Linked DNA regions of Homo sapiens: region 1 is linked to region 2. Evidence: read pairs that join two places in POLR2A ChIA-PET (ENCODE). Cell type or tissue: CD4-positive, alpha-beta T cell. All regions are shown on one strand. Each heading gives the region's core, and the rest is flanking DNA. Links, peaks and the distances in the headings are about the cores only.

Region 1 (5,381 bases), core at 265-5,264, 62 kb before region 2:
CTATCCCAATCGAAACATAGAAAACCGGTGGCAGTGGGCTTGGGGGAGGGGTTGAGGGGGGGCAAGGGAAGACAGGGAGATGTTGGTCAAAGGATACAAAATTTCAGATAGAGGGGAGGACTCCTTCAAGGGATCCATTGTGCAACATTGTGACTCTAATTAATAACAATGTATTGTTATTACTTGAAATTGCTAAGAGAGTAGATTTTAAGTGTTCTCACCACAAATCAACCGTAAGTATGTAAGGTAATGCGTATGTCAGTTAGCTTGATTTAGCCATGCCACAAGGTGCACACATGTGGAAATATGTTGTATACCATAAATATATACAATTATATTAAAATTAAGCGTTAACTTAAATAAATAAATAAATAAATAACTTTTTCAAAAAGATATAAAATAGTTTCATCTTGCCAGAAATGTGTCTTATGTTCCTGTGTAGTCAAACTCTGTCCACCACCCTCTGACCCTGGAATCCACTAATCTAATTTTGACCGCCACAGATAAGGTCCTGCCTGCTCTGGTATTTGAGGCAATGGAATCACAGGGTCTGTGCTCTTCTTCCGAGACTAGCTCCTCTTACTCAGCATCGTGTGGAAGGGGGTCTTCCTCAGCCATTCATTTGCACAAGGTGTCTGCAGCAACAGCACCAAAGCCACACTCCAGACTAGTAGGAGTTATCCATATGGCACGAGTGCCATCTGTGTCAGTTCTTAAAATGTTTCTCCTCTGGCCAAGGGAGGGAGGCAACCACAGTGCTGCTCAGGACACTGAAGGGATCCCTTCCTCCCACCTTGCTGGAGCCTCCCGGTAGGAGCCCAGGCCAGCCAGCAACCCGACGTTCTGCCTTGTGAAACCTGAAGAAGTCAACTGAGTGAGCCTGGACTTCTGACCTACAGAACTGTGCAGCAATACATTTTGGTTCTAAGCTACTTAGTTTGTAGAGGTTTTTTACAGCACCTGTAGAAAACCAATACAGCTCCCTATCTGAAAGATAGGGACTCTGACTCTACACTGTTAGAATGATGACCAATGAATAAAGAAAGATGACCATTGTGTTATGACTAATGTTCACGGAGCCAATTTGATGCCAGCTGTCCAAAAGAGGATATTCCATGTGAGGTAAAGAATTTGCTCTTTGTTTATATTTGTAAATGAATTAAATACTTCTTAAGACGTGAAAGGACTAATTAAATCCATAGCTACCCAATTCTTCTGCATAAGTAAGTGAATTATTTCATATATCTGTGAATGTATTGTGATTAGTTACATTTAATTCATGCATTCATTGAACGAACGTTGTTTGAACGTCTACTATGTGCCAAGTACTCTCTAGTTGTTGGGATACAATAATAAGTGATACACGGGGAAAATCCCTGCTTGCATAGAGTTTCTATTCCAGAAAGGTGAAGCCAACTGGGAAGAGGGATGGGGAGGGAGATAGGGAAAGGGAGCATAGGGTCTAGTGTGTATGTGTGGACAGGGGTTACAGAGGGCCTGAAATTTAAAACAGAGTCATCAGGGAAATCATCCTGGAGAAATTGATGTTCAAGCCAAACATGGAGACTTGTGCCCTGGGCTCCAGCCTGCCGGCATGCTAAGAAGCAAACAGGGGCTGATGCAGCTGGAGCTGGGTGGGGAAGATGAATCAGAGGCGGATCTGGGGCCTAGGGACTGGCCAGGTCCTGTAGGGAGAAGGAAGCCCTGGGGGCTGGGACAGAGTGGCAGGTATGACTCTGCTGTTAGGGAATCTTTCTGGCTGCTTGTGCCGAGGGCAGGCTGCAGTGGAACAAGTACTGGAGGAGTCCTCCCACCCATCAGGAGTCCTCCCCAGTGCTATCCTGTATTGATACAAATGCATGTTTCACCATGCACATCTGTGCTTGTGTATAAATACGTAAGATAAGATCTTGTCTGGCAGATAAGAGCTTGGTACAGAACAGCTCAGTCCCGCTCTCCTGTTCTATGTATGCTGCGGTTCTTCCCTTTAAAACTGAACCTGCACGTGAACATGACTTGCATCTGTTTTTATTGATACCCTGAAGAGCTCTACGCATATTCTTATTTGATTGTCATCAGTAAAGCAATTAGAAGAAAAAAATCTAAACTACTATGTATGTATTACTCCGTTAACACATTTTTCTCTTGCAGGTTGAACAGCTGGTTTCTTGAACCAACGCATAACATTTATTGGAGTGGTTTCCCACCCCCTCCTGCTAGGTACCCCGGCCATCTGGAAAGAGGACTTCCGAAGTTCAAATACCAGTCTCTTGTGAAAATAGAATTTACTTAAAACTTACTCCATATCTCTAGTAGTTGTAGATGTTTACAATTTAGAAAATTCAAAAGAGTTTTTCTTTTGTGTTTTGCATTTCTTTCTGATTAACCAATTAACTCAGATGTGTGCGCATGTCGTAAACTTAGTTGGTGCTCTCCAAATATTTATTGAAGAATTAATTAATTTTAGGTATCAGGTAAATTCAACTGATCACAGCAAACTACGGAACCAGTAGCTGAAAATAACTGTGAAGGTAATTGCTACAGAGGAAATGCTATTTGAACAAGCTAATTTGCTTCAAGATGGGATCTGAAAAGGGATTCTTGGAGCTACTTGGGTATGAGAAGGACTGCCTGAAAAGACATTTTCTTTAGGCTTCCCAGAATTTGAATTAAAAGAGAAGAGAGAGACTGCTTGAAGACACAGTGGAAGATTAAAAATATCCCTGGCACTAAAGCCTTCAGAGTTCTTCAACCACAACTGCCCTGGTTGCAACAACAGAGGCCACTGGGCCCCATTTTCATCAACTTTTGAAAATTGCAACAATTAACAGTGTTCTTCTCAAGAGAAAACTCTTCTGACATGGGTTTTCATGTTTAAAGTAAAAAAGGAACACCCCACAAACATTCTTTCTGACCTACACCTTTTCTATTTTCTAGTGGAAATTGTAACCACAGGTTACCATGTTTTCCTTCCTGTGTTTGAAAACCACATGTGTTTTAGTGAAAACATTAAGGTGAGTAATGAAATGGAAGGTTTCAAAGTGCCAGCCACCTGTCACTAGAAATGGAAATATCTCACTTATTCTTTCTTCTACAGCAATAAATTAGAGTGAGCAGAAGGTGTAATTTTTAGTCAATCCATCTCAGCTGAATACAAATCATGCATCCTGCTGGAGTAAAAATATTATACAAATATTTGTCAGAGTTAGGTTCTTTTGCACTTTATGGATTTATCAAGTGGAAAGAAATGTTATCTCATCCATTGCTTTGTTTTACAGCAGAGGAAACTGAGGCCCAGAGAGATCATGGGACTCCCCAAGTCCTCATGGCTTGTCAGTGGTGGAGCCCAGACCTGTCATGATCATGAATCTGGGAGTTCTAGGACTCTGAAGTCCACCATCTGCCACCACAGCACACTGCCCTGCTCCCCTGCTCCCACAGCAGATAACAGCAGAAAAGGGGCAGGGAGGGGCAATACTGAGTGCTTCCTAGGAACTTCCACGTTTTATTTCAACTCATTCTCACCTGTGAGTAGATAAATACAAGCAGAGGCGTGTTGTACAAACTAGCCAGCACCTACTATGTGAGCATGTTCTTCAAGTATCAATGGAAGATGTTTGTTACGAGGATTTGTTGCCGTTACAGGTGAGGAAGAAGGTGACATGTTTCTTTAAGGCTGAGAGTCAGAAGCCAAACAAGTTAACATCTACTCTTTTCTAAAAGCATAGCTTGACATTTTCCTCTATTTCTCTGACTTTCTCAGCAACACCAGAAATATCCTTAGGACCATAAGCTAATTGCCAGCCGACTCACTGGAGGGGATGGTATCTCAGCAGCCACAGGTGTCTGCCAGTGAAAAGCTGAAGGTGTAGCTGGGTGAGGAGAGCAGTCAGGAGCCTGATGTCCATTCCCACCTGGCCATGTGCGGCTTCCTCTGCCTGCCTCACTCTGTCACCCTGTGCCCCTCTCTGCTCTGGGCACAGCTGGCTACTGAGGGATGAGCCCCTCAGGACACCTCCTCCTTGAATGACTACTATCCCAGCACTTGATCCTGGATTTAGCAGCTGTGCCAACTCAGTTTTGTCTGGGTAATCAGTACATGATGCAAAAACATGCAAGAGACTCACCTGTTATCCGTCACAGAGGGTCTGCCTCAGATCACCGGTATTGTTCAATCACCTGGGAGGCTAAACCACGGATCAAAATGGTTCTCCATGAGCAAAGACAAATATGGTGAAACAATGATCAAGAGGATATTTGTCTCAAGCTATCAGAGGTGTATCCTCCAGCAGTTTAGGAAGATTTTCAACTCCTTAAGGAAAGAAGTACAATTAAGTACAATTGAACAATTCAGAAAACAAGATGACAAATTCTTATCATCCAACCCTCTTTTATTTATTTTTCCATAAGTTTTTGGGGTACAGGTGGTATTTGGTTACAGGAGTAAGTTCTTTAGTGGTGATTTGTGAGATTTTGGTACACCCATCACCCAAGCAATATACTTTGCACCATATTTCTAGTCTTTATGTCTCGCCGCCCCCTACCCTTCCCCCCAAGTCCCCAAAGTCCATTGTATCATTCTTTTGCCTTTGCATCCTCATAGCTTAGCTCCCACATATCAGTGAGAACATATGATGTTTGGTTTTCCATTTCTGAATTACTTCACTTAGAATAATAGTCTCCAATCTCCAGGTCACTGCAAATGCTGTTAATTCATTCCTTTTTATGGCCAAGTAGTCTTCCATCGTATAAATATACCACAGTTTCTTTATCCACCAACCCTCCTTTTAAATATTCTTTGTCCAGCCCCAAGACTTTTAGCCTGAAAATCTCATCTCTTATTAACTCAAATTAAAATCTCCCAGATGATTATGTTCCCTGTACTTATACTTTATGTCAATGACGTGATGACACTTTCACCTCACAGATGAGACGCGCCACCTCTGAGGGACAGAGTGAGGAAATCCTCACCACTCCTGCTTGTTCTTTGTGCATTCTTGCTATTGGATTCCATTTAGAAATTGGCATGGACTGCCTTCTGCCCAGGTTGAGATAAATTCTACTTTTTAAGTGTTTGAGGCATTTAACCACTGACTACAATGTGAAATTCACACTTTACTGAACTTTTTCCTTTATCGAGAATTTTTTAAAGCATTATTATTTGCTCTACGTAAGACATGGTGCCAGAAAACCAGAGGAGATACCAAAAGAGATATAAAACAAACTCGGCCCTGGGGGGACAGAGATGGGGGTGGACAGGGAGGAAGCAGGAGAGAGAGGAAGAGAGAAAGGTGACAGTGAAATCGAGAGGTCGGAGGAAGCCCCACAGAGAAGGAGGGGGCTTGAATCACAGCAGCGAGGACGGGAAAGGGCTGGAGACA
Region 2 (5,365 bases), core at 1-5,000:
GTCTTGTAAGAACAGGCTGAAGTACGTTTCAGACAAGATTGGGTGCAGTCGGGGTGGGATGACTGTAGACTGAAGCACATGTCAAGATTGGGTGCATTCGGGGTGGGATGACTGTAGACTGAAGCACATGTCAAGATTGGGTGCAGTCGGGGTGGGATGACTGTAGACCGAAGCACATTTCAAGCAATGTCTCTTGTCACAAAATAATCTGAATGGCTCAGGACAAATTCACCAAGTAAAGTAGAAGCTTGACATTTGCCAACTATGTATCCCATAACCAAGTACTGTTTTTAAACCATGTTTTTCTTAAAGAAGCTAAGCTTTTAATCTCTTCATATTATATGCATATGATGAATATAGAAAAGCCCCTTTTAAAGTATGAAGAATGAGCATTTCACCCGGCCACTGGCTGATTGAATGCCAGCTACTGCACTGGATGCTGCTACACTGCTCAGAAATCAGTACAAGTCACAAGCATTAAGTCTGATAGGGTCCGACATCTGGCCGATTAAACAATCCTTCGGCATATGTAATATTAATACTCTGTGCATGAGCAAATCCAATCACCTATTCAAATCAGATCCTCACTGAGTGATGCCTGGAAGAGTCAAACACTGGCCCGGCCAAAAGAGGACCGAGGGAGGCGCTGGGAGAACTGGCTCCTAATCCCTTCCTGCTGCTAATTAGGTAGATAGCTTTGATCACTCACCTTAATTTTCTGAGCCTCAGTTCTCTCTTCTGTTACATGAGAGGGCAGACCACGAGATCAATAAGGGCACTTTCAGCTTTCAAAATGAAAAAAACAAAAAAACAAAAAACAGATCCACTAACTGATTTATTTCCTGTCTTATTATAATGGATTCATCCATTTACTTATTCCAAAGATGCTTATTATGAACATCTTACATGGTCAATTCCTGTGCCACGTGTGGTCCCTAAATGAGAAGGGAATATGGGAAAGAGAGAGAGACAGAGTCCCTCAATCTACCTTCTTCCATTCTCTGGGTGGGGCCAGAATTCACTGAACATGAGGAAGTGATGAGAAGTGGTGAGGAATGGGTTGGGGAGATATTCTCGGCATTGCCATTTATTTAGAACAGGGTTTCTCAGCCTCCGCACTATTGGTTTTGGGGGGGTGCTTGGGGGACTAGCCTGTCATCGTAGGTTGTTGAGCTGTATCTCTGACCTCACCCTACTAGATACCAGAAGCACACCCTCCCGCCATTTGTGACAACCAAAAATATCTGTCTCCAGACATTGCCAAATGTTGCTCAGAGGAGCAACATCACCCTCTGAGAACCACTGATTTAGAACCACCAGGCACTGTGCTGGATTCTGAGCAAATAGAAACGAGAAAGCTGCTGGCCTGGCCTGGTGGAGCTGACTCCAGGGCAGCTTTGCGAACTTCAATATGCATCCGTTCCCTGGCGGCCTTGCTAAAGCTCCATCCTCACCCCAGAGCTTCTCACCCAGCAGCTCTGGGTGGGGCTGCAGGATTTGCATTTTTAAAGAGGTCTCAGGGATGCTGATGTTGCTGTTTCTCCAGGACCATCTCTGAGAACATGTGGGCTCCACCCTGCTGACAGGTGAGAGTACAGATGTCCTTTTCTCACATCATAAAACAACTTAATAGTTTTCTGAATTCAGAAATTAGGCCTCCAGTGGATACTCAGCCTACAGTAACTCTGAAACGTCACAGTGAGGAGGAAAAATAGAGAGTCCCGTAAGCTAGAACAATGCCAATGGGTGGTCAGTTTCATATATTCCTTTTGGCTCCTTTCTGAATTAGCAGATGAACGGTCAGTGAAGGGGCTGGCCTAGGAACCTAAGTATTACCTAATTTTAGAGTTTCTGTGGATTCTAAACCCCAAACAACTGCAGCCAAGTTTTTACGACACTTGCATTTGTAAGCTGGCGACGTTTCTGACTGCAACTGGATGTGAGCAATTCACATTGCCCTAAACGCATGCATCTGCCCAGATAGACCCAGCTCTTTCTTTCTGCACTTTCTTTCTCTTCCCCCGGTGCCCTTCCCTAGTCCACCCTGTCCCTCTATTTGCAACAACCCCCCCTGTGACTGTGATAGCCCAGTCCCCCGTTGCCGGGCAGAGCCGGCACATGCGGGCTTCCGTAGAGTATTCTCTATAAAACTGTTAGCTCACTGCGGACTGAGCACTGCTGCTTCCGCTTGCTGTATTGATACTACCAAATACTGTATTTTCTTTGAAAAGTGTCACACGCCCGCGGGAGGAAGTGGGGTGTGGTGTCACAGCAGCATAGGAGGACAGGAGTGTTTTTGCTACTGGTGTACCCAAGGGCGACAGCTCACTTTGCCATTTCTTGCTCTGACTCTGACGCCAAGTTCATGGGAACCAGCCATGTCTCTATTCATGGGATCAAAGGTTAAGAAAGTGGAGCCCAGGCTCTCGAAGGCTCCTTCTCTGACCGCGCCCTAGGAAGGAGAGGTTTGCCCCATACCTACCCCATGATGTGTTGAGAACATGACCCTGTCCCATATGCATATCCAGTGCAGTGCTTTGCAATATAGTAGGCAGATATTCCAAATGCTTCGTGACTAACAGCAAAAAACAAATGTGTGTGTCACTTCATCCCCTTGGCAAGTGGTTCAGAGGTGTTCTGGGCCATGTCTGATGACCCATGAAACAAGTTCCTATGGTATTTTCATGAGGGAGAATTTCTAAGGATGTTTTAGAAAAGTGTGGTGTGATCATCGTAGCCATCTTTTCCACCAAACACTGTCATACGCATTTTCCATGGATTAATTCATTAAATCATCACAACACAGACATAGACCCAATCCTTCATAGACCCTGATGAAGTGGGTCCATTATATACCTTGTTTTGCAGATATGATAATGTAGTCACAGAAAGATTAAGTCACTTGTCCAAGACTGTACAGCTTGGAAACTGATAGAGCTGGCCTATACTCCATGACACCAACATTTACAAACTGCAAGCTCCTTCACATGTTAACTCCTTCCTGGGTCTCTGTGCCTTTTTGAACTCGGCCATGCAAAGGTTCGAGAATGGCAAAGCCTCATGCCCAGGGGCTTCAGATCCCCTTCTCAGTCTAGGTACCCTTTGACCAGAGCACCTGAGTCCCTGGCCCCAACTTGACGCCCCTGTTTTGGGTGGTGTGCTCTTCCTCACTGAGCACCTACATGACAGGAAGAAATGTCAGGAGGACTGCAAGGGATCCAGCATCTCAGTTAGAGCTGCTGGGTCACAAGATGGTAGAGTCAGAGAGAAGGTTGTCTTTTCAGAGTAAATTTTGACACAAGAAGCAGAGTCCTACATTTCCATTTACTCCTACAGAAGGCAGCATCTTTGTGTCTAGTAAGTGATTATCCTAACCATGGTTAGAAAATGATGCCAGGGAGGCTGAGTTCCTCCCAACTTTATCTGATGAAGTTAGCTTCTTTCTAGACTTTGTCCATAGAAATCCTCATTGATCCCAATCAGCCACTTCTAAAGGCATGAATGGCAGAAGCTTGGAGGGAATTGCACAGGCTTATGACATGCTGAGAAAATTACCCAGATAGGCACAGGCGCCCTGACATCCAGAAGAGAACTTAGGGTATTCCGAGAAACTCCATCTCTGTTTATATCACCCAATTCTTCATTCTTCAAACCACAGCCATGGAGTAGAAAGAAAGATCATTAAGCCCCAGGTACAAGGAGAAACATCCTAATAGTGCTTAAGATAATTAAGCAAGTTGCCAGGAAAGCCTGTCCCTACAGTCATAACATGTCCTTTGCAAGTAGGGACAGGTGGGAGCAGACAGAAACAGTCTACAGCGAAAACTCTATGCATTCATGTCCTCCCTGACCTAACCTTCAAAGACATTTGCTAACAAGAAATAACGTATTAGTTTGGGTGGAGACACTTAGCCACCAAAGCTGGGTTCAGGTGCTGTTGCTTACTCACTGTGAGTCCTTTGCACAGTTTTGTGGGTTGTGGGAGATCCAACACATAAGCCCTCTTGGCTATGCTTGTGCTTAGAACAAACGGAGAGGCAGATCAGGAGACAGGGAGATGGAGAAGCATGTCCACCAGTTATAACAAAGGCCAGATCGATGGAGATGGCTAAAACGTTCAGGCAAATAAGTTGGTCGTCTGTTCACAGCGTCCCAGGCGATGCTGGACTGTGTCAGGGACCCTCTCACCCCTGCCAACCGAGGAGGATGCGCCCCCACCCCACCCCAGCCTATGACATGGCCAAGGATAGTGCAGAAATGGTTCTGCAGATCAGCAGATCCTGCAACATGAGAAGAGGAGGGTGGAGATGGGTGGGAACGGTTTATTCATGTAGAACATGTTAACCAAAAAATGAGTGACTGAGGCAAGTTTCTCTATCAGTTGAGGTTTATTGAGCTAAAGTTTGAGGACACACCCGGGAAAAACACCAGCCCCAGAAGCACCTGTGACCTGTGCTTTCCAAAGAGGGTTTTAGGAACTCAGTGCTTAAGGAGAGGGGGCAAGCAGGAGGGAAGAGGGAGGAGGGAGGCAGTGAGGCTCTAATTAGCGCTTACCAAATCCATGTCTTACATAAGATAAGGTAAATGTGTGAGAACAGGGAGCAGAGGAACAAATCCATTATGCACCTGCCTCAGAGTCAGGAGAAGAGTGACTGATCTCAGCTGGCCCTTCTTCTGTACCTGGGAAGATGAGCTTGAAATCAACATTGTCAGTTGAGTTCCTAAAACAGAACTCAGTTTTAGAAGTTAAGCTTAGGTTGCAGTCCTAGGGTTGCAATCGGCATAGGCTTGTTTTGTAGGGGAATGTGGATCCTGAAGGATTTAGGGGCCAGAAAGGAATTTCCTCGTAAGCAGTGTGTGACGGTGGCCATCTGGGAGAAGCTCGGGGCCTTTTGTCATTGTGGGAGCCTGGCTTACGTAGAATGCTGTGACACAGGGTTGTGAAGTGACCGCTGTCTCCTGGGGAAAAAGAATGGCACGGTGGCAGGACTTGGCTTCCAGGCTTACCTCTCCCCTTGGCATAACTGGTTTGGGGGGCCTGAGATTTTATTTTCTTTTACAAACGTATCCATCAGATCAATCACTCTTCTTCCTGGGGTACAGGGATGAGGAGTGAGGATAGGTTAGAGGGATGCAAGCCTCTCTGTTTGAAAACACAGGGAGGGAAAATATGAGCCTTCTCATAATGACCATGATTAGCAACTGCTCGGTAAGTGATGGGTGCTGTTGTCCTCATAACCAACATCATCATCATTACAGTTTTTATATCTTTTACTGACTGCTGTTTTCTAGATATGGAAATTATATGACATAGACCTCAAATATCTAGTCCCATGATTCCCAATAAGTACCCACTTGCCCAAGA

What was found. Peaks named below come from ENCODE experiments on the same cell type or tissue, not always from the same donor. Only the 100,000 strongest peaks of a DNase experiment are listed, where the experiment ranks them.
Region 1: POLR2A ChIA-PET joins it to region 2 with 15 read pairs; 10 of 35 experiments call an interaction of 5 or more read pairs at or near these places.

What each region holds. Positions count from the first base shown.
Region 1 is chr10:6,589,881-6,595,261 of GRCh38, reverse strand. No RefSeq gene overlaps it. Among named protein-coding and RNA genes, the nearest start is that of PRKCQ-AS1, 12 kb to the right of the region's middle. In CD4-positive, alpha-beta T cell, for the core only: no CTCF peak of the experiment used is centred there; DNase peaks (open chromatin) are centred at 1,921 and 2,981; H3K4me3 peaks cover 1,256 bases; H3K27ac peaks cover 4,291 bases.
Region 2 is chr10:6,527,255-6,532,619 of GRCh38, reverse strand. The region is part of intron 1 of PRKCQ (protein kinase C theta); the gene reads left to right. Among named protein-coding and RNA genes, the nearest start is that of PRKCQ, 50 kb to the left of the region's middle. In CD4-positive, alpha-beta T cell, for the core only: no CTCF peak of the experiment used is centred there; DNase peaks (open chromatin) are centred at 1,449 and 2,239; H3K4me3 peaks cover 1,357 bases; H3K27ac peaks cover 4,934 bases.